Linked DNA regions of Homo sapiens: region 1 is linked to region 2. A link is a loop called in an ENCODE intact Hi-C map of the cell type or tissue named here. Cell type or tissue: breast epithelium. All regions are shown on one strand. Links, peaks and the distances in the headings refer to the core of each region. The heading gives the core; the rest is flanking DNA.

Region 1 (11,817 bases), core at 4,258-9,257, 75 kb after region 2:
TGATGTACATACACATTGATGATACATAGTTACTGTGTTTATTAATCAGGACTCTTTGTTGCAAGTAACAGAAACTCAACTTGAACTCTTTTCAGAAAAAGAGAGAGATGTATTGACTTGTAAAAGAATAGGAAAGGTTGAACAAATAAACCATAGAACAGCAGAGATACCTAACAACTTAAGTATTCAAACACCGCCAAGACTGTGTTGTTTTGTCTTTGGTATCTGTATGATGGTTTTATTGTATCTCACTGCACAGTGTCTTCCTCTGTGCACTGAAAAACATTACCACTGCTTGATGCTGAGCCTCACGGTCTCTAGATTCCAGAGGGGGACTTATTCTTTCTTATTGTTTGAAAAATCCCAAGAGAAGACTGGCTCAGCCTGAGTTGGGTTTCCATACCTGAACCACTCTATTGTGGCTGGCAGGGCAAGGTCACATACAAAGATCATAGCTCCCATGAGAATTCAGGGTCTAGTTTATTTTCTATCTACGACATTGAAGATTTCATCTCTAGAATTTAATTTGTGATTTTTATATCTTCACTCAACAAGTTCAGTCTTTCCTCTAGATTTTTAACCATATAGAATATAGTTACAATAATTGTTTTAATTTTGCTGTCTGCAAATTCTGTCATCTGTGTCATTCCTAGGTCAGTTTCTACTGATCAATTGGTTCCCCCCCTTTATTATGGATCATATTTGCCTGCTTATTTACATGTCTGGTAATTTTTGAGAGAATACCAGACGTTGTTAATTTTACCTTGTTGGGTGCTAGATATATTTGTATGTCTATAAATACTGAGGTGTTTTTGTGATACAACTAAGTTACTTGCACACAGTTTAATCCTTCCAGGTCTTGGTTTTAAACTTTGTTAGTCAGGACCAGAGCAGTATTTAATGTAGCGCTAACTTTGCCCATTACTGAGACAAAATCCTCTGAGTAAGTACTCTACAATGTTTCATGACTCCGAGGTGTTCCATATTGGCTGTGGAAACAGGAACTATTCCCAGCCCTACATGAACTTGAGACATTGTTCCCTTTAATTCGTTTGCAACCAAAGGATTCTTGTTTTGGCTTTGGGTCATTTCCTTACATATGTGCACTGCTCATATCAACTGAAGACTTTAGGGAGACCCTCTGCAGATCTCTCCTCTTTGGTACTTTGCCCTGTGATCTCTAGCTGCCTTGGCTTTCCCGGAATCTGATACCTCTCCTCAACTCAGGGAGACCACCGAGCTTTGGCTGGCTTCCCTCTTCCTGAGTACATCCCAGAAACTGTAGGCAGAAGCTGGGGGACTCACCTAATTTGTCTCACATTGTTAGGATCACTGTCTTTCACTGCCTGATGTCCCATGTATTGAAATGCAGTTGTTTCATTTATGTGTTCAGTTTTTCAGCTGTTTCAGATGGGAGGATAAACCTGATCCCGTTGCTCCATCTTGTCAGAAGCAGAAATCTCTGTCCTTTGAGCAGAGCCCATTTTCCCTACTGCACTTTCTTTCTTTCTTCCTGGGCATTATTATTTTATTTATTTATTTATTTATTTATTTATTTATTTATTTAGAGATGGAGTCTCGCTCTGTGGCCCAGGCTGGAGTGCAGTGGTGATCATGATCTTGGCTTGCCACAACCTCCATCTCCTGAGTTCAAGCGATTCTCCTGCCTCAGCCTCCCAAGTAGCTGGGATTACAGGCGTGTGCCACCATGCCTGACTAACTTTTGTATTTTTAGTAGAGGCAGGGTTTCATCATGTTGGCCAGGGTGGCCTCAAACTCCTGACCTCAGGCAATCCGTTTCCTGGGCATTATTTGACAGGTGCACCAGGGGTAGGTAGAGCAGTCCCTGGGCTGCTGAGTCCCCTTCATGCCAGAGTCTGTGGACCAGTTATACCTTCCTAGACAGCCCTGGTAATGGCAAGCTTGCCAGGCCAGCTTCCAGCTTATGTGACCTGCGTAGTGGATGAAGTGCTGAAGGAAACATGAAGAAAAGGAGGAGGATGGTCAGGAAGAAGGAGCAGGGATGTCATCGCAATGTCAGAAATGCTATCAAGTGCTGTAGGAAGGCGAGCTGGCTGCCCTGATAGAACTCACAGGGTGGCATGGCCACGGTATGGTACTCATTTTTGTAGGTCGAGAAACTACCTTACCTTTGCTACAAAAAGCCAGAGTCAGGAGGACCCATTCCAGCTCAATCAACCCAGAAGAACATTGTGCATAAACTGGATACCAATTTATTTATTCACGTTGAGAAACACCATCATCTACAGGGACCTGGGCTTTTCCATTGGTGCCCTGGGGTCTGTGTGACTAACGGGTCAGAGCCACTCTAGGAGAGCAGGTGGTTGTGGGAGCAGCCACCACCTTTGTGTGGGGACACAGATAGTAACCACAGTTTCTGAAGCAAAAACTGGGATTCTTGATTTGGCTGGATATGTTCTGATTTGTAATTAGTCTGTCAAAATACGTTTAGTTATATTTCTAATAATTCACTGTGATCGAAGTGAACACAGAGATGGGCCTTTAGAACTCGGGCCTCCGGTAGCTGCATTTCCATATTGATTGCTGGTGGTTCTCCTGTTTCTAGTAGGAACCAGAGGCAACTTAGTCCCCTCCTCAGAGAGCTGCACATTGTGCTGATAGAGACAAAATAGGCATTTATACCATTTATTCATCTGCTCATTCATTGGACAAATATTTATTGAGCAGCTACTAAGTGCCAAATGCTGGAAAAACGTAATAACAACAAACCTATGTTTTTGTTTTCCAGCTGGAAAAAACAAAGGACTGTATAATTTGATTTCTAAAGAAGGCTTCTCATTCAGGTTCCCACAACCACCTTCCAGAGGCAACACAACTGCGTATAATGCCGGAGTTGCCTGTGGTAGAGTGACGGATGTCTTGGGTGACTTGGCAGCAGCAGGCCGGTGGGCGCGGCCGTCACAGACATGGTCTCTCTGTGTTCCTTGCAGGTTCCCCCGCCTGCACAGCGCGGTGATCAGGACCTTTGTTCTCGTGCAGCACTACGCGGCCGCCCTGATGGCCGTAAGCGGCCTCCCGCAGATGAAGAACTACACGTCGGTGGAGACGCTGGAGATCACGCAGAACCTCCTCAACTCCCCGAAGCAGTGCCCCTGCGGCCACGGGCTCATGGTCCTGCTGCGGGTGCCCTGTTCGCCCCTGGCGGTGGTGGCCTATGAGCGGCTGGCCCACGTGCGGGCCCGGCTGGCGCTGGAGGAGCACTTTGAGATCATCCTGGGCAGTCCCAGCTCAGGCGTCACCGTGGGGAAGCACTTCGTAAAGCAGCTCAGGGTAGGTGCTGTGCGCAGGGAGGGGCGGAGGGCCTGGGGGTACCTGGGAGAGCTGAGGGGCCCACCAGAGGCAGGGAGTGTCACGAACCCCACAGCGTGGCCAACGTGGCTTCCCTAGACCCAGCCACCCCTCAGCCTCCTCTCTGTGCTTCCCCACCTCTGCCCTCCGCCCCAGCAGCACCCCCACACCCCTGCAGCATTGCCTTATGACTTTAGACCTCTGGGCAACAGCCTGCTTTCTTTTTTCCTGGGCATCCATTTCCTCTCTTCTTTGTTTAGCTGATGCTTCTTTATTTTCCCCTTTGAGACAGGGTCTCACTCTGTGGCCCAGGCTGGAGTGCGGTGGCGTGATCACAGCTCACTGCAGCCTTGAGCTCCTGGGCTCCAGGGATCCTCCCACCTCAGGCTCCTGAGTAGCTGGAACCACCAGCGTGTGCCACCACACTCGGCTAATTTTTAAAATTTTTAAAATTTTCTCCATGTTGCCCCGGCTGATCTCAAACTCCTGAGTTCAAGCAACCCTCCTGCCTCAGCCTCCCAAAGTGCTGGGTTCCAGGTGTGAGCTGCCCTGCTTATTTTCTGCAGCACTTAGGTTGGTGTCTTTCCTCTTTCAGGAAGCCACCCTCCCCCTCTGCCATGCCCAGGGCAGTGCCATGCTCCCTGCCTGTCATCTAGCCCCTCTCCCAGATGGTGGGGGGCAATGGCCATCCCCACAGAACTCAGCCCCCAAAGCCTAGCACAGCGCCTGGCCCATAGTAGGTTCTCACTCAATCTGCAGGTGACAGAAAATGCAAAAGGTTTAGGGAAAGAACAAATGAGTGGAAAACAGGAATGAAAGGGAGGACACTGTCAGGAGAGAGCACAGGCAAGACATAAGGAACAGCTGGTTGGGCGCGGTGGCTTACACCTGTAATCCCAGCACTTTAGGAGGCCGAGGCGGGCGGATCACTTGAGGTCAGGAGTTCGAGATAAGCCTGGCCAGCATGGAGAAACCCTGTCTCTACTAAAAATACAACAATTAGCCAGATGGGGTGGCGTGCGCCTGTAGTCCCAGCTACTCGGGAGGCTGAGGCAGGAGAATCACTTGAACCCTGGTGGTGGAGGTTGCAGTGAGCTGAGATTGCGCCACTGCACTCCAGCCTGGGTGACTCAGCGAGACTCTGTCTCAAAAAAAAAAAAAAAAGACTTAAGGAGCAGCTGACAACATAGACTTCCTTTCACGGAGCTGGTCAGCTGATAGAGATGTCTTGGACATGCTCTGGCTGGCTAATCTCCATGTTCTAGCCGACTGAAAATACGGTGGCCAAGTGGATGGTGTGCTTATTTGCAGTCTAAAGAAATTTCCTTTTGGTCAGAAGATATAGTTCAAGGAGTTTAAATTGGTGTGGGAGGCCATCAGGATTCCTCTGAGCTGGGCTGGTTGGGAAGGGAGGCGTCTGTGGCTTTATTTCTTTTTCGTTATCTGCAGATGTGGCAGAAAATTGAGGATGTGGAGTGGAGACCCCAGACTTACTTGGAGCTGGAGGGTCTGCCTTGCATCCTGATCTTCAGTGGGATGGACCCGCATGGGGAGTCCTTGCCGAGGTGAGTGGAGGGGTTATGCCCCTGGGGGTCTCTGAGGAGCTGGCTGCCTGGGCCCCCTCAAGGAGCATGTCAGGGGGGCTGCTGTGCCCTGACGGTAGGCAGCACCACTCACATTCACAGGCCCCGTGGGTGGGGCCTTCATCGTGGCTTTCCCAGCATGGGCCTGAGTGCGTCTGAGGCCCGTGCCCCTTCTCCTGATTCTCAGAAAGGCGCTGTTTGGGCTCGTGGTGACGGCTGTTGCCAGGCTCTACGGGTGGAGGCTCTGCAGGTGGAGTCAGGATTTCATGCCTCCTGAGTTCAGTGTCTCCCCATGGGGCGCTCTGTGTGTGCTGGGGATGGCAGTTCTGCTTGGGACAGTACGGCATCCTCTCCAGGAGTTGCAGCCACAGTTCCTGCTGGTACCTAGGCTGCCGCAATGCCTGGGCCCTCCCGGCTTAGGAGGCGTTCTGGGAGTGGAGGCAACTGACGCTGCTCGGGAAGAGCTGGTTCTTCCAGCACAGAGTGGACTGTCTCAAAAGATGTGTCCCTCTGAATCCATCACAGCCTGGAAAGTCTTAGCCACATATCCACTCGATGTCCGCTGGTGTGGGGGGTCTCTAGGCCACCACACAGACATGCGGACACTCGAGACTCAGGTCCCTGGGCCTCCTGTAAGGCAGTTTCTTGGATTGGTAGTGACAGATTGGGTTTTAGAGACTTCATACCGGTGGAGAAGAGCAGACGGCCAGCAAAAGATAGCAAAAGCCGACATCAGTGGAATTCCTGTTATGTTCTGGGAACTGTCCTAGATTCTTCTTTTAGGTTTTATTTCATTTTACTCTCACCTTAATCCTGGGGGAAAGGTGCTATTTCAGTAGTCCCATTTTACGGATGAAGAAACTGAGGCTTACTGAGATTAAGCCAGTCTGGCCAGCAGTGGGCCTGGCTTCTTCCCCCAGGAGCACCCCACACTTCAGCAAACGGCCCTGTGCATGCTGCATACTCATGGGCCAGGGGAAGGGGGCTCCAGAACATTTGACCTTGCTTGTTGCTATTTCACATGGATTAATTCTTTTCTTCTTCAACTCCTTAAGGACTGAGACAATGTCTTAATCTATTTTAAATTTTAGCAAGCATTTGCTGAATACCAGGTACCTTCTGGTACCTTCTTTGTACCAGGCATCATGATAGACTTTTCATATGAAACTTACTCCTTGCTGCAGTAGTATTACCATCCTGTTTCATGGTTGAGTCAATGAACGATCATTTGCTTGAGGTCATGAGCAGTAAGTTTCAGAGCCCCACTGGAACCCTCACGTACCCCTCTCTAAGCCCTTTGCCTTGGTTGTGTTTCTGCTGCGCAAGTCTGAGCACGGGGTTGGCCTTTCCTCTGCTGCTCACAGATAGCATTGCTTGTTGGTGTCCGACTTGATTGCCATCATATTTCTAGCATCTAGTACCCTGGCCTGTGTTCACTTGGATTGAATAATTAAATGCTCACTGATTACATTTAATCTTTATCACAGCGGACTTAGATTTTTTTTTTTTTTTTTTTGAGACGGAGTCTCACTCTGTTGCCCAGGCTGGAGTGCAGTGGTGCAATCTCAACTCACTGCAGACTCCGCCTCCTGGGTTCAAGTGATTCTCCTGCCTCAGCCTCCCGAGGAGCTGGGATTATAGGCACCTGCCTCCACACCCGGCTAATTTTTGTATTTTTAGTAGAGATGGGGTTTTGCCATGTTGGTTAGGCTGGTCTTGAACTCCTGACCTCAAGTGATCGGCCCGCCTTCGCCTCTCAAAGTGCTGGGATTACAGGTGTGAGCCACCACGCCCAGCCAGATGGTTATTAATATTCATTCCCATCTTTCAGATGAAAAAATCAGAGCCTCAGAGAAGTTGTGCAGCTTGTCACGGCTTCTGTCGCTAGGAAGTAGCAGAGCTCAGGTTCAAGCCCCCCCTTTTTGTTGTTGTTGTTGTTGTTTGTTTTGTTTTGAGATGGAGTCTGGCTCTGTCGCCCCGGCTGGATTGCAGTGACACAATCTCGGCTCACGGCAAGCTCTGCCTCCCGGGTTCACTCCATTCTCCTGCCTCAGCCTCCCGAGTAGCTGGGACTACAGGCGCCCGCCACCACGCCTGGCTCATTTTTTGTATTTTTAGTAGAGACGGGGTTTCACCGTGTTAGCCAGGATGGTCTCGATCTCCTGACCTTGTGATCCGCCCGCCTCGGCCTCCCAAAGTGCTGCAAGCCCCTTTTTTATCTGACCCAAAAGTTAGTGCAGCACAGAGCTAAATGCATAGTGGGTGTCCCCAAAGATTTACTATTATACTGAATTTGTTGCTGCAAGCTCCCAGTAACACTGTTGGCTTTTCCACTTGTACGAGTCCTTGGGTCCTCACCAGGAAGGTGGGGTGTGGTCCCGATCAGTGCTGCCTGCCGCAGTGGGAACAGCACTCCACTTGTGGAAGGCACTAAACAGACACCTTCTTCTGTGTCTTGCTAGGTCTTTGAGGTACTGTGACCTGCGATTGATAAACTCCTCCTGCTTGGTGAGAACAGCCTTGGAGCAGGAGCTGGGCCTGGCTGCCTACTTTGTGAGCAACGAGGTTCCCTTGGAGAAGGGGGCTAGGAACGAGGCCTTGGAGAGTGATGCTGAGAAGCTGAGCAGCACAGACAACGAGGATGAGGAGCTGGGGACAGAAGGTGAGGGATGGCTGCCCTCAGCCTACTTGTCCCTGTCTGCATGTCTTTCTTGGCTTCTGAGCTTTGAGGCTGCCTGTGCTTATGGAGACAGCTGTCTCCAGTTCAGCAGGGTCCTGGGACCTGTCTGCTGGACAGCGGCTCTGGATGAGAGGTCTCCAGTGTTGGATGAAATGGCAGAGCTCTCACTGAATTCAGATTTTGTTTGTTTTCTCCCCATCTCTTTTGGTGGTGTGAGAAAATGGAAATCCCTATAGGTTTTTCCTAGTTCTAGAATTCTTAAAGAATAGGAAGAAAAATTAAGATTTCTTAGAGTTCAAGTTCAAAATTTCTTAGAGTTCCTCGTTCCACTCACTGGTGGAATTCCCACCTAGTGTGATTTGCTTGTTTATTTCCTCTGTGAATCAACCCAACAGCGTGCTGTCCATTTTTAAGAAGTGTGAAAACAGGCTCATTTGCAGACTCTTCAAATCTGATGCCGCCTTTTTAATAGGACACATAAATGATAACATCGCAAGGCATTGACTATAGTCAACAATGTGATGAGAAAGACGTAGACAGTCATTCAAAAACTAGAAAGCATTTGTGGAGTGTGTGGAATGGAAGGAGGTGGGTGTGGGCACCAGCGCGGGTCTGTGGTCTGCCTTGTCTGTCTTGACTGTGGGACCTCTCTTAGCCTCAGCTTGCTCGTCTGTAAAATGTAGATGGAAAGGCCTGCCCGCCTGTAGCCATCTTTTCGAAGCACGGCAGAGACTCTGATTTAATTCTTTCATTTGTGAGTATCTGCTGCACGTCTCCGTGCTCCCTGGCATCTCAGGACCCCCTTCTTTAGTTTCACCATCTGCTTCTCTCTACCCATAGCCCGCATTGCACTGAGCACTGGCCCACGTTAAACTTGCAGTGGCCGGGCTGTGCCCTGCCCTTCTGGCCTCTGCGCTGCACGGCTGCCCTTCCTGCTGCTCAGAGTTTTCCTTTCTCTACTTTACCTGCAAAACCCTGAGGCCCTTCAGGGCGACGGCCAGATGCCCCCCTCTTCCAGGAGATGCCCTGCTTTTCCCCCAGGCTCCCCGACCCCTCTCTCTTTGCATCTCCTCCACCAGCTTGCAGCTGTGCCTCATGGGCAGGAGCCTTCGCTGCACCCAGAGTGCCTCCCTGCACTGCAGCCCACTCCCTCCTGTCTCCTCAGTGCTCTGTCCATGGTGGGGGCCTGGAAGATGGCAGTGAATGAGTAAATGGATGGGGAGAGGTGATGCATGGGAACACACTTTACACACTGTGAAGTGCTGGGCAAATGTCAGGAATGGTGATTTCGGTGCATTCTCAGCGTGTGTGTTTTGGAACAGGCTCTACCTCGGAGAAGAGAAGCCCCATGAAAAGGGAGAGGTCCCGCTCCCACGACTCAGCATCCTCATCCCTCTCCTCCAAGGCTTCCGGTGAGTCTTCCCACACGGGAAGGACCAGACCAGCAGACTGATTTTTGAGGTTTCAGAGAATGAAAAGAAACCTATAGAGGGCTATTTGCTGATCCTTTATTTTCCATCAGAACTGGAAAGATAAGGAAATCTTTGAAGTGCTAGACTCTCTAGAGAGTAAATATTGTGGTCAACTTCGGATCGGAGAACTTGAAGACTGAGCAAGACTGTAGGGTTCTGCTGCCCCTGTGCTCAGGGGAGGACCGTGGACCCTGCCCCTCACTGTGGCTGGGGCCTCAGGCTGAGTCCTGGCCGTGTTAGGGGCGGGTCCCCGGGTGTTCTCCCTGCCGTTGTTGGTTTGGGAAAACCCTGTGCCCTGTGGGGAGAGGAGCTGAGCGCAAGGAGAGAAGTAGACATGGAGACTTCACTGGGGGAAGAGCAACAAAAGGCAACACAAGCTCATGAGCCTTCCGCGTAGCCACAGCCACAGCGGGTGGGCAGTGCCAACCACAGGCTCCACACGGTCTCTGCCCTAAGGGGTTCCTCTGTCTCCGAGAGTAGTCAGGATCCCGCAGAGGAGGGCAGAGCCCCTGGTGAGAAACAGAGGCCCCGGGCAAGTCAGGGGCCACCGTCGGCCATCAGCACGCACAGTCCCTGTCTTTCCGCCAAAAGCATTCTGAGGGCCTACTTGCTATCTGGATCAGCACTGAAGGATAAATGAGATGTAGACCTGACCTCAGGGAACGAACTCATTGTTCTCATAAAAGACGTGTTATTTTGCAGTAGTCTTTTGCACACATTTTCACTTCACATATGAAGAAGTCTGTAATTTTGTCCCAAGGCAGAGGGCAGATTTCAGGGTAGGTGAGGTTACCACAGGTTTGAGAGAGCAGCTGACCCTCAGTCGGGCCTTGCGGAAGGTGTTGCAAGTGCAGGAAGCCTTAAGGGCCGAGAGGCTCAGGGGCGAGACGTGCAGGGCCTGGGTGCGGGGACGGGTGTGTGCGGTGGCCGCAGGCTCCTGTTGTTGGGGCCGGGGGTGTGCCTAGCTGTGGCTGAGGGAGCGGCTGAGAGTCCCTGCTGTTTGGTCTGGGACGGGGAAAGGTCAGAGGTCAGGGCCCACCAGGAGACTGGCTAGGGGGCATCTGGGGCCGCCCTTCTTTTCCCCTCACCTCCTGCGCCTGTGCACAGCAGTGAGCTGGTGGTTGGGGTCTCCCTCCCAGATGCCCCCGATGGAGTCAGCACTGAGCCTCTTCACCCTCAGCCCAGAGCTCGGGGACTGAAAGAAGCCCTGCCTCATAGGCAGGAGCTCAGTCAGAAAAGCTGCAACCACTGGGTCTGTTTGCCTGAAACAGTACAGGGGGCCTGGGGCAGAAACAGGAGCCGCCGGCAAGTTCTGGGACAGCTCACTCCTGGGACGAGTCGCCCCTGAGATGGGCCACTCCTGGGACAGGTCACTCCTGGGATGGGTGACTCCTGGGACAGGTCACTCCTGGGATGGGTGACTCCTGGGACAGGTCACTCCTGGGATGGGTGACTCCTGGGACAGGTACCTTCTAGGACGTCCCTGACCATGTTCGTCTCTCCTCAGGTTCAGCGCTCGGTGGCGAGTCCTCGGCTCAGCCCACAGCACTCCCCCAGGGAGAGCATGCCAGGTCGCCCCAGCCCCGTGGCCCCGCAGAGGAGGGCAGAGCCCCTGGTGAGAAACAGAGGCCCCGGGCAAGTCAGGGGCCACCCTCGGCCATCAGCAGGCACAGTCCCGGGCCGACGCCCCAGCCCGACTGTAGCCTCAGGACCGGCCAGAGGAGCGTCCAGGTGTCGGTCACCTCGTCGTGCTCCCAGCTGTCCTCCTCCTCGGGCTCATCCTCCTCATCCGTGGCGCCCGCTGCCGGCACGTGGGTCCTGCAGGCCTCCCAGTGCTCCTTGACCAAGGCCTGCCGCCAGCCACCCATTGTCTTCTTGCCCAAGCTCGTGTACGACATGGTTGTGTCCACTGACAGCAGTGGCCTGCCCAAGGCCGCCTCCCTCCTGCCCTCCCCCTCGGTCATGTGGGCCAGCTCTTTCCGCCCCCTGCTCAGCAAGACCATGACATCCACCGAGCAGTCCCTCTACTACCGGCAGTGGACGGTGCCCCGGCCCAGCCACATGGACTACGGCAACCGGGCCGAGGGCCGCGTGGACGGCTTCCACCCCCGCAGGCTGCTGCTCAGCGGCCCCCCTCAGGTGAGTGTTGCTCGCTGCCCCAGCACAGCCCCGGACTGGGGGGGTCCTCACACTCCCATCTGGAGGGCAGGCCTGGGGGTGACCGCACCCACGTCTTCACTTTTCACCCTTCCCGTGGTGGAATCTTCTCCAATGGCCTGGGGTGGACCGGAGGGAGGAGGGCAGGACTCATCTGCCACTCAGGGCTGGTGGCTTCCATTCCTCCCCTGTGTGATGTAGGGGGCGGACAGGAGACCTTTCTGGGTGTATCAGACTACGGTTCCTCAATCCACATCATCTCACTCGGCCACTGCCCATGTTCTCTGACAAATAGAAACAAAACTCTGGGTTCTCCACTGGAAGGTTTCGGTGAACCATGAACGGAGAACTAGGGGTTCTGTTTCCCTGTCTCAGCCTTCCTGCAATGCATGGTGTTTCCTTAACAACAAAAGTCCATTTCACCTCTCAATGGCAGAATCTCCTGTGCGTGAGCCTGTGGGGAGGAGGAGGGCTGGGGACTGGAATCTGCTCTTTGGAACAGAGCTGGGCTTTGGGGCTGGGATGCGGTTCAGTATCCATTTGTTTCTTAAACTTGTAGAATGAACAATATTACTTTTTCTGATTTAAAAAGGAC
Region 2 (11,817 bases), core at 3,709-8,708:
TTTAAGCCCTGTTAGGGATATGGCTTGTCCATTGTCATCGTGATGATACTGCTTAAAGATATCCTTTGTTGAGCACCTGCCATATGGCAGACGGTGTAAAAGGTGCTTTACGGTCCTGGTGTCATGGAAAGCCTTCCAACAACCTTATGATAGAGGTATTATTATCTTCATTTTGCCAAGAAAACTGAGGCTCTGGGAAGTTAAGTCAGTCACATAGCCAGTAGATACCAGGCACCCATAAATGTTTGTTGAGTGAATGAATAAATGAAGGAATGAATGGCAACTCCAAACTAATGGGAGAGAAATGCAAGAAGAGAGAGACTGATCAACATGAGACAAAAAACTTGGTGCTACAAGTTAAGAGGTTTTGCACATCCCAATTATTCATTTTTGCAATTTTTAAGCTCCACTTTCAAATAGAGACGGGGATTGGGATGGGATTTCAATGCAGGCGAATAACACAAGACAGATGGAGGAATATGTTTATGATCAGCAAAGAGATCACTCATCTTGAAAAAAACAGATAAATGGGAAAACACTGAAGTGCCAGCCACAGTACTAAATACTCTACTACATTATCTCATTTAATCCTCACAAAGTCAGCTTTGAAGTCAGCACTGTTATCTCTGTTTATGGCTGAGGAAACTGGAGCTCAGGGAGTGAGGGAGGCTGTCCAAGGTCACACAGCTCCGGTGGGTGAGGGGGCAGGGACTGGACCCAGGCACACCCAGCTCCACAGCGTCCCTGAGACTCTGTAAACAGAAGCCGGGAACAACAATTTCATTATTTATGCTTGAATTTAATTTTGTGTTTGATGGAGGAAAAAATGGATGATACACAGATTGCTACCAACAAAACCCAACAATTGGTTCTTTGAGATTCTAGCTTAGTGCAGGGAGAAAGGCAAGCCGGTGATGAACGTTTTGGGGTAGCCAGAAACAATGAACTAGGGGTGACTGGTGTGAAATTCAGTTGTGTGGACCATATTTTCTAAACTAGAATCTGCACACCATGCTCTCCCGCCATGTTCTCCCCTAGGAGAAAATTGTAGCTTGCAGGCAGAAATGTAAACACATAATCAATTCTACTATAACTTGATATATGTGTTCCTAAAAATTATTGCACCATGCAAGATTGGGCAATAAAAACCGCAGGGTTTATGACGAATACAGGCTTAGGGCAACAGCTCTCAAAAACTTCATCAATGACACATTTTTTAAAAAGATAAAAACCTAATAAAAAGGGCAGCACCGTTTTACACATGCTAAATGGTTAAGAGATACATAAATACTGCAGTAGAGATGGGATTTTACCTCAAAGTGCAAAGGTAAATGAAATAAAGTTTTTTCAATGGAAGGCTTGCAGCTCTTGAGGACCTGCCAAATGGAAGAAGGACAGAGACCTGGAGCCCTATGGAAAGTTCTGACACCATGTGTGGAAGGACATGGCTTTTAACACGTGTGGTGACTGGAGGTAGGTGGTAGGTGCTTGAGGCTGGTGTGTGTGCGCCTTTTGTATATTCTCAAGCAGCTGGGGTCAGTTGGGCACCATTTTTCTGAACTTACTTTTGTGTTTCTTGCAGAGGAAATCACCAGGCACACACAAAACCCACAAGGTATTCAAATTGTTCTGTAATATGTCAATCTGTCCGTACAAATTTGCAGTTTCAAAACAAGCGTTATAGCTGAACTGACTGTATGTGGGAACATCACTGCAACTCTTGCTGACCCTGTGTGCTGAAGTGGGGAGCGTGCGGCTTTCATACCCCCAGCCTTTCTGCACAGCTCTTCAGTTTACCTGGGGGCCCCTCAGCAGTAAAGCCAGATCAACAGGCTCACCCGTGAGAGCTCCTCTTGTGTGATTGTTGAGTGGCTCAGTGATTGGGTTGGTTGGGAAACAGAGTGTGGCCCTCAGTCTTCCTGAGGATGGTAATTAGAGGGGGATGTGTGCTTCTTCTTCACATATACCTGGTTGTTCTCTGATTGCTTTGGTGTCTTTTCTTCTGTTTCTTCTCCTGGATGTTGTTTTCATGTTTCCTTCCTTAAGTGCTACATGACCCTTGGATTTTCATGTGTGTTTAAGAGTGAGGCAGAGAAGGTTGACTGGGAGTGTTGTGTCCACAGGGGGCGCTGGTGTCTGGCAGGTGTCACTTTTGGGGTGCTCAGGACAGAATCAGCTGGCATTCTGGAGGCCTCTGAATGCCAGACTGTGCGTTAGCGGCTCTAGTTCTTGTTGGTTGATTCAATTTGTATCAGAAGAGCTTTCGGTATTTTTTGCCTGGGGTGAACGCCTGGCTCCTGGGAGATCTGCATGTGGCCCTGGGGTGGGAGGTAGAGGAGCTACCTGCTCTGTAGACAGGATTTCACAGAAGACCCCTGGTCCCAGCGCTGCTGTGCACTCCTCCCAACACTTGTCTGGCGTATCTGAGTCTCTGCATTTCCTCAGGGCCAGTTGGTCCCCCCAGGTATGCACCCTTCTCCTGTGTCAGCTCCACATTCCCTCTCTAGTCTGGCTTCTGGAAGTTTATGAAACCTGAACCTCTAGTTAGCTAATGGCATCCCTTCCATCTTTTCATCACTGTGGCTTAAAATACCTCACCCCACTTATTTATTTATTTATTTATTTATTTTTAATTCAGTATCTTTTGAAGGTCATCTCAGGAAGGGCCAGGTACCATGTTGAATTAGAAGTTAATTCTCATACCATAATCTAAATGTCTGTTTCCATTAAACAGCATTTTTACAAGGAAAGGACTTTACTCTTCGAGTTTCCAGTGCCTGGCACACAGGATGACACTTAAAAAATAATAATAAATAAATAATAGAGAAATAAGGTGTGTGTTGATTGAAATACATTGATTGAGTTCTTTGGTTACTTCTAGGTCTGAGAGTCTAGGATTCGGTGATTCAAGGGGAGAGGCTGAGGAAAGTCTTTAACTAGATGGGAAGGCTTGGGTCCTTGGGTTTTCACGAGTATAGAAAAAGGTTGCATTAGCCCCACTTACATGATTTGTTTTATCTTCCCCACTTCCTGACCGTGCCCACTAAATCTCTGAAATCTCTGGGCTGTCTACATTTTGCCTGGATATGGATGTCGGAATTGTTCATCTTCTTTCTTCTTGCTGCCCTGAACTCTTTTTTTTTTCCCTGTAAAATGCAAACACTACCTTGTAAATAAACTCTTATCAGATACCTTCTATTTCCTAGGCACTGTGATTGGCCAAGGGCGTACATCTGCATGTTCTCTGCTCTCCTGGGGATCCCAGGCAGCAGGGGAGAGAGGGAAGCACACAGATTAACCATGGTCCTGGGAGACCACCGCAAGCCTGGAGCATACACAGGAGTGGTGGGGACACAAAGAGAATGCCCAGCTCAGTTTCGGGAGGTCAGAACCACCACACAATTGAAGAGATGCTTGAACTGGGTCTTGAGGGATGAGGCAGCGGGAACACAGCATGTGCAGAGTCGGAGGTGTGACAGGATACGGAGGCACTGCTTGTGCCCCAGGCAGTCAGCAACCAGGCAGTGCCAGCAGCACCAACCCCGCATGATTTGTCCCAGTAAAGCTTTGTCTTCTCTAGTGATCTGGAAACCTCTCAGGGAAACATTTTGTAAAAGCCAAGCCATATTTATTTATTAATGGTGGTTATATAGTTTCTAGAGCATTTTGTTGGATAGGTAGAGACTTTTCTGCTTTTTGAAAGTTATCACTCCTAGCCATTGTGGCCAAAAAGAGAAAAATGCCAAAAAGTGCCAAACTGTGGCTATGATTGTCATGTTTAATGTGGAGAGGATTTGGCCAGGGGTAGAAGAGCATTATGTATAGAATAGAACAAAGAGATTTATGGCAAGAAGAGATACTGGCATTAAGCAAAGAATTGCAGATTTAAACTGAGAAGAGAGCCGCACAGCAGATGGAGTTAACACTGGAGGTGAGCTCTCTCCTCTTTAGGTACCTCATTGCTATTTTCACATCAAAAGCCTATTTTTGACAGTAATTAGAAAGCATAGTGGGTTCAAAGTCATTGCAATTCACACCTAATGAAGGCAAACTTTGCTAATTTTCTCCTCATAATAGTAAGTTACATCAATTTTAAAAGTTAGCAATTTACAGCACAGTTGAAAGAAGCATGTTTTAAAAAACCTTGAATTCTTAGAGGCAAGTACCATAGATATTTTCTTTTTTTTTATTTTTCTTTGAGATGGAGTTTCACTCTTGTCGCCCAGGCTGGAGTGCAGTGTTGGAATTGTGGCTCATTGCAACCTCCTCCTCCTGGGTTCAAGAGATTCTCCTGCCTCATCCTCCCAAGTAACTGAGATTACAGGCACCCGCCACCGCGCCTGGCTGATTTTTGCATTTTTTAGTAGACATGGGGTTTCACCATGTTGGCTAGGCTGGGATTGAACTCCTGACCACAGGTGATTTGCCTGCCTTGGCTTCCCAAAGTCCTGGGATAACAGTCGTGAGCCACCGCGCCGGCCGACATTTTCTTTCAGTCCCTTTTACACATTTAATTTATTTATTCACAGGTGGCAAGCTTCATATTGGTAAGAATTGTTACTATTATCCTGGCATGTATAATATTATATATGTGCCAGGTACCATGCTAAGCACCCTATACATACTAATTATTAAATCCACACAACTCTAAGAAGCAAGTACTTTTCTCCCATTTTTCAGTTGGGGAAACTGAGGCACATAAAGGTTAAGTAACTTGCTCAAGGTCTAATATCCAGTAAGTGAAGATTCAAACCCAAACCTGGCTCCAGAGCCCATCATCTTAAAAACTCTACTGCTTAAACTCTCTTCCCTTCTCTAAAAATATAATAAATAGTATATACTATTTTAACATGTTATAAGTTTATATATTATATAAAAATATAAAAATATTTTATATATTATATATTACATAAATATCATATATTAGATAAATATATGATATTTATATAATATATAATAATATATAAATTTTATATATTTATAAATAAAATATACTATTTTAACATAAAATACATACATGTATTTTAATATATATGATCTCATATATAAGAATTTAAAATTATCCGCAGGATCTACCTATCTTTCTATACAGTAAATGTATCTTGCTGAATGTTGTATCCTAAGTGTGTCTGCATCATTGACAAACTCTTCATGCACATAGCTTTTATGCATTTATTGCAGGCTGTGTTAAGTATGCATTTTTTGCTGGGTATTTTGTTAGTTTCCAGTTTCCCACCGTCACACACGGTGCCCTGAGTGGCAGAAGGCACGGGGCACTCCACGTACAGACCGCGTACAGTGTGCCTCCCCAACGAGTAAAGCCCTGGCACTAGGGATGCTTCAGAGCTGCAGATGCTCGCTCGGGCAGAACCTCCAGCGGGTGCCACCCCTGCCTGGCGATGAAGGTGCAGGGATGGGTGGGGTCTCCACTGCCCTTTCTAGGGAGGCACTGCCCAGCCTGGGAACGAAGAAGCCCACCACACAAGTTCTACCCTTTAGCGCCTGGCAATTTTGGGGACTGAGCCCAGGAACAGCTGGGAACTCTCCTCCCTGACTGGGGCACCAAGAGGAGTAATCCACCTCTTTAACCTTTTTTTACAAAAGATAAATGACCTTGAACCCTCTGGGTCATATTCAAGTCACTTTTGCAGGAAGTTAGTGATCCTAGCAAGAAGAGAAAAAGCAAAGTTAAAGGTATTTGCACAATTGGAGTGGGCTCTCATGATTTATTTTCTTTCCTTTTTGAATTAGGATTTGATCAGGAGTCCTGGATTCGTAAGAGTCAATTGCAACAGGGATGTAAAGAGAGCTCTGGACAGGAGCTTGTGTTTCTTTCTTTCTTTCTTTCTTTCTTTCTTTCTTTCTTTCTTTCTTTCTTTCTTTCTTTCTTTCTTTCTTTCTTTCTTTCCTTCCTCCCTCCCTCCCTCCCTTCCTCCCTCCCCCTCTCTCTCACTTTCCCTTCCTTCTTTCCTTCCTTTCTTCCTTCCTTCCTTCCCGTCTTCCTTCCTTCCTTCCCTTCTTTACTTCCTTCCTTCCTCCCTCCCTTCCTCCCTCCCTCCATCCCTTCCTTCCTTCCTCCCTCCGTCCCTCCCTTTTTCCCTCCCTCTCTTTCTTTTCCTTCCTTCCTTCCCCCTCCCCTCCCCTCGTGTCCCCTCCCCTCCCCTCGTGTCCCCTCCCCTCCTCTCCCCTCCCTTCCCCTCCTCTCCTCTCTTCTCCTCCTTTCTCCCTTCTCCTCCCTTCTCTTCTCTTCTCTTCTCTTCTCTTCTCTTCTCTTCTCTTCTCTTCTCTTATGATAGGGTCTCACTTTGTCATCCAGGCTGGAGTGCAGTGGTGCGATCACAGCTCACTGCACCCTCTGCCTCCTGGGCTCAAGCGATCCTCCCACCTGAACCTTCTAAGTAGCTGGGACTTCAGGTGTGCACCACCACAGCCAGTTAATTTTTATTTTTTGTAGAGATGTGGTCTCATTATGTTGCCCAGGCTGGTTTCCCACTCCTGGGCTCAAGCAATCCTCCCATCTCGGCCTCCCACAGTGCTGGGATTACAGGTGTGAACCATTGTGCCCAGCCAATAGCTGGTGTTTTCTTGAAGATTTCCTGGGCCTCTCCAGGGGGTTTTTGTTGTTGGGGCATGTTCCATGGTATTCACAGCAGAGTTGTTTGAAGGGGCACGTGCTCGCTTATGTGGCTTAGGTCCACGCTACCTGTAGTCCTTCGGAGGCAAGCCAGGCTGCCAGCTGACTGTCTTCCACCACAAAGCCTGTGTTCTTCTCCTGACCCTTTGTTCTTTGCACAGCGTACTGTGGCTCCAGTCCAAGTACACAAACTTCCATGTAGTTTAAAAAGAATCAGTTTAACTGTTGGTGGTTAGACAGATTGGTATGTACCTGTGTGGAGAGCACTGTGACCCAGCAAAACACTTCAGGGCTAAGAAGACACGAAACGGTGGCATTTGCCATCTGACCCGGCAGGCGCTGGGGCAGATGAAGCTCCAGTTGGAAGGGCTACTGCTGAATTTTTTTTTTTTTTTTTTTTTTGGTTGTTGTTGTAGCTCTGGGAGCAGATACTAGCTCTGAAACTTTTCCCCTGGCTGGCTTGGCTGCCTCTCCCTGCCGGGCAGGGGCCAGGAAGCCTGGGTGTCAGGCAGACCCGAGCCAGGCTCTGCACAGCAGGGCATTACGCGCCCCACGCATCCTCTTCCATCCCCAGGCACAGATCAAAGGCGCAGCCCAGGAGGCGGGAGCCCCTGCACACTTTCCACCTCTGCTGGGCTTAGCCTCTTGGCTGGTTGGTCTGTGGAGTGCCTGAAGTGACCAGCTTTTTGTAAGGTACGGTTTATTTGACTTTGCAAGCGAGCACCTGCTTTGGGGGTTGGAGAGGTTTGTGTTGACTTACGAAGACAGCTGTGGCCTGTGTTCAGCAGAATAATGGCAAAGCATTGGCCCTTCTAATAAGGTGCAGGGGAGCAGTAAACCGAGACAAGTCCACTTAATGAACGGGTGTCCTTATTTTTATTGTTTGAAATGATATCCAAAGGGATTGCAGATAATTAGTTTGTGTTCTTATGAATGATAGGCTAAGGAGATTCAAAACACTGCTTGGGCCCTGCCTGGTTGGTTCCAGAGAGAAGGTTTTCAGTGGTTTCTGCTTCCCTGGCTTTATTCTGAAGGTCCTTCTCTTCCATTCAGTTCTTACTGCAATCGGAGGGGACATAGCTGATGGCTCTGTAGTTCCATTTGAGAGCACTTAAAGATATTCTCCAAAGAAACACTCTCTGACATTCTGTGCACAGATGTAGAGCAGCTCGGGGCTGAGCTGTGGCTGTGGGCCAGGCAGTCTGAGTTGGAGAGACAAACAAATTAGACACCAGTCGCCTCTCAGCCCAGCTTTTCTCCCTTCAGTAACACCTGTGGAGTTTATGAGTTCCTCTAGGGAAAATCGGAGAAATCTACATGAGAATGATGTCTTGTTTCCTGCTGGGAGGACCGTCAAAGAGTTTATAGGAGACCATCCTGCAGTCTCAATGCGTTTATTGCCGTGTCATATATTGGGGGCTGACTATTGCCACATTACTGGAGCACCCCATTCCCATCCTTCCTCAGCTGTTGAAAGTGAGACAGGTTGAGGACGCAGTCCGGAGAGTGTTGCTTTTTTCAAGTCTTGTTTTCTCAAACTTTGGACTCACCAGAAGTAAGTCACCATGCTTCTGTGTTGGCTGGGGAATTCTTCCAGTTAGAATTTAGTTGTAGGGAAGTTAGAAGAGGAGGGAGCATGGGTCAGTGATGTCTGGAATTTGGGGTGTTCTAGTGAGATTTGGGGTGGGGTCATGTCCCTGTGGCTGGCCAGGGTAGTGGCCCTGAAGGGCCAGGTTGGCAGGGCTTCTAGGAGAAGGCCATCTCCCAGAAGGAGATGGAACCCCAGGTGGGAGGGTATGTGGTGTGTTTTGGATGTGATTCAGAATGGAGGCAGTGAGGCAGAAAGGGAAGGGAAAGGGAGGCCGGGCAGGAAGCCAGGGTTGGGGTTTTGCTCTTATAGACTTGACTCCAGACCATGGCCCTTCCTTCTCTGCCATGGATCCTTCTGGAGGAGAGGGTATCACACCGCTTGAGGCTCTGTGCACAGGCGGGTTCTGTGGGCATCCGCGAGTGAGTGGATGGCAAGTGAGAGGGGGGCCATGGGGATCGGAACACTTGGCATCGTGACCTCTCAGCTCTCTCTTCAGACCCCCATGCACTACTCTTCTCTATGACAGTGAGACCACCACTGCCTCCGACTCTTTCCAAAGCCCGAGGTCAGCTAGGCTCCTCGTGCTACTCACCCTGCACAGAGGCAGTCTTTAGTCCTCTTTGAGTCTTGGTCTATTGCAGTATCCTCCTAGAAGCCTTCCTTAGGAAGCCGCAGGAATCTCAAACACAGCCTCATCAGCCCTGCCTAACTCCTTTGGTGGCTTGACGTGGTTAATTTCAAACACCTTAGCAGGGCTTAGGCTGAACGGGCCCCTCGTTGCCCTCCTACCCCCTGTCCCTGCATACACCTCATGCTGGAAGGACCTGTGTTGCCCAGGCACACAATAGGTGTCTCGCCCTTGGGTCAAGCCGATGCCTTGTATACGTTCTGCCTGGAAAGCCCCTTCTTTTCAGACAGCAAACCTGTACTCAACTTTGATGACTGAGCCTTCCATGAGGCCCGCCAAGACTGACCTGATAGAATTTTCCATTCCCTTCTCTGTTTCCCTCCAGGCCTTCTTGCCCCCATCTCTTCTATTTTGCATTACACTGCTGACCTGCACTTCCTGTGTCTCGGTGAGGTTCTTCAGGGCAGGAACTGTGTCTAGTTCAGTTTCACCCTTAGCAACAAGTGGTAATGAAATATTTCTGCCAAGGATCCAATTCAGATTATGTAAGCATTTACCTTTGTTTAAGGCAAAATCCTGATTCTGGAAGAGGAAAGTTCTTTGCTTCTCACAGGGCAGGCATAGAACAGGCCAGAAGCTGTCCATGTGTGGCTTGGGAGAGACCTGGCTATCTGTACTTGAGCCCTGAGACCCCGAAGGCCCCCGGCTGCATCTGCTCTTGGAGCTTGGGGTGGCCTGGGTGGTGGTCGAGTAGGATCTGCAGCGTGGGATCATCGGCAGAGTCAATGCCATTCCCTTGCAGATCCACTCTCCCGTAAGAAACTGTTCTGGGCTCTGAGAGGAACGAGGGGAAGAGGGGAGATGGGTGAGCTTCCTTGCTGCATTTAGCAACTCAGTCCCTGGGGGAGGTGTAGACACTGACACACTCCCTGTGGCCCCAGGGAGAACAAACCCAGAGCCCAGTGAGGGTGCAGTATGAGCAAAGTGCTGGGGCGGGGGGAGGGCAGAAGAGGGAGCAGTTGATTTTGGCTTAAGAGTAAACTGAAGAGAGAACAGACACGGGGCGGCTGAGCAGCAGTGTGTTCATGGAGAAAGAATCAAAGCGCACATCTTGTACTTTGATGCCCATAGGAAGGGCTCTCCTCTGGCCCCTCTGGCTTTGTTTGGAGCAGAAAACAACAAAGTGAGTTCAGGTAATACCTGGGGCAGTGGGAATTAGCTAATTAGTTTTCTGGAATTCTAACAGCGGTGGCATCCCAGGGGCCTAAATTAAAGCCGCAGATGTGTTTATTTGGTACACCTGGGGCTTTAAATGCTAATCCAAATGCTTTCAGACAGGACCTCAGTCTATTTCTTGACAATCCTCTCTGTAACCTTAAGCATGTGGTCTTCCTTTTCCTCGTCTACTGTCTCTTTTTAGGGGTTGTTTTCTGGGGACCTGCAGTGTTCCGGGCACCATGGGAAGTAAAGAGGTGACTGGAATAGTCCCTGCTGTCAAAGCCCTTCAAGTTTAGTTGGGAAGCTGGCAGAAGGGGGGATAAGAGACTAAATGATATATTATCTGCTCAGAGAGGCACGTTTCAATAGGTGTACTCCTAAGGAAGCCAGAAGTTTAATTAATTCCATTGGATAAACTACTCTGTGATAGTGAATAAAATTAAGGCAAGCTTAAGACTTAAAATTAAGTCTTTAGTTAACATCTAGAAATTAGAATTATGGGCAGTTAATTCCAATTTTAGAGAGGAAACTGGAACTTATTAACATCTATTTTATGCCAACTGCCCTGCATGTTAATTTAGTCCTCACTACAGCCGTGTAAGGTGGTTCTTAGTATCTCCATTTTATAAAAGAGGAAATGGAGGTTCAGAGAAGTTAGGTAACTTGCCCAAGGTCACACAGCTTGAAAGCAGCATAACCATGAATCAAGCCCCTGGTGGTCTTATTGAAAAGTGAATGCTTTTACCACTATAGCAGACAGATTATGAACACTTTGCAAAGCCCAAGTTTGAGAATTTTTTTGACATTGGTGAAGTTCAATGATAATGAGTTTATTATCTCATAACTTGAAGAGACCTGTAAGACCTTCTCTATGAGTCCTGCTGGTTTTGATCTAGCTGGATGTTGCAACTGGGAACCCCAGAGCGCTGTGTTCTCAGCACCTCGTGGGCCTCGGTGTCCATGTTCGTGTGCAGGGGTGTTGAACCCCTGATGTGTGCTGCTGGGTGGTGTGAAGAAATGGGTATTGACGCCCGTCTGTGAATGGACCGGGGAGTGGGGAGGAGTTGGGTCTGAAGGGTAGGCAGTACACGGAAGCTGTGGCTTTATTTTTCTGAGCAAAATGATGAGTGTACAGCACCCAGGAGCACCCAGAGCCAAGTGTTATCTTAGGAAGTGAGTTCCAGCCCATTCTGGGACTCAGCGCTGTTGTTGACAGATGGAGGCTTCATTTAGACAGAGGTGCCTCATTGCATGATTGGTAACAGGTGGAGTGAAGGGACCTCAGAGAGGAGTAGGAAAATCATTCAGACCCCGATTTTAGTTGGATGCTTAACCCCTCTAGTCTGAGAGCCTTTTATTTATTTGTTTGTTTGTTTATTTTGAGATGAAGTCTTGCTCAAGTTGCCCAGGCTGGAGTGCGGTGGTGTGATCTCGGGTCACTGCAAGCTCCGCCTCCCAGGTTCACGCCATTCTCCTGCCTCAGTATACCGAGTAGCTGGGACTACAGGCTCCCACCACCATGCCTGGCTAATTTTTTGTATTTTTTGTAGAGGCAGGGTTTCACCGTGCTAGCCAGGATGGTCTCGATCTCCTGACTTTGTGATCTGCCCACCTCGGCCTCCCAAAGTGCTGGGATTACAGCCGTGAGCCACTGCGCCCGGCCGAGCCTTTTAAGAGAAATCCATTTTTCACCTGTGGGCAAACTTTTGGCTGTTCTATTCTAAGGAGGGAAGAGGAGGGGAGGGG

What was found. A loop is a pair of places that touch in the nucleus more often than their neighbours do. Peaks named below come from ENCODE experiments on the same cell type or tissue, not always from the same donor. Only the 100,000 strongest peaks of a DNase experiment are listed, where the experiment ranks them.
Region 1: a loop joins it to region 2, with 3.0 times the contacts of the local background. A loop is called at or near these places in 1 of 110 quality-filtered maps.

What each region holds. Positions count from the first base shown.
Region 1 is chr2:11,607,716-11,619,532 of GRCh38, forward strand. It overlaps GREB1 (growth regulating estrogen receptor binding 1), which reads left to right. Exons shown (of 33, transcript NM_014668.4): 18 at 2,973-3,312; 19 at 4,780-4,895; 20 at 7,376-7,575; 21 at 8,916-9,005; 22 at 10,573-11,204. Among named protein-coding and RNA genes, the nearest start is that of NTSR2, 57 kb to the right of the region's middle. RefSeq lists an enhancer at 8,510-9,010. In breast epithelium, for the core only: no CTCF peak of the experiment used is centred there; no DNase peak of the experiment used is centred there; H3K27ac peaks cover 1,142 bases.
Region 2 is chr2:11,532,782-11,544,598 of GRCh38, forward strand. It overlaps GREB1 (growth regulating estrogen receptor binding 1), which reads left to right and starts at 1,264. Exons shown (of 33, transcript NM_014668.4): 1 at 1,264-1,473. It overlaps MIR4429 (microRNA 4429), which reads right to left and starts at 7,896; the gene lies at 7,824-7,896. RefSeq lists an enhancer at 5,358-5,867. In breast epithelium, for the core only: no CTCF peak of the experiment used is centred there; a DNase peak (open chromatin) is centred at 6,770; H3K4me3 peaks cover 1,745 bases; H3K27ac peaks cover 1,493 bases.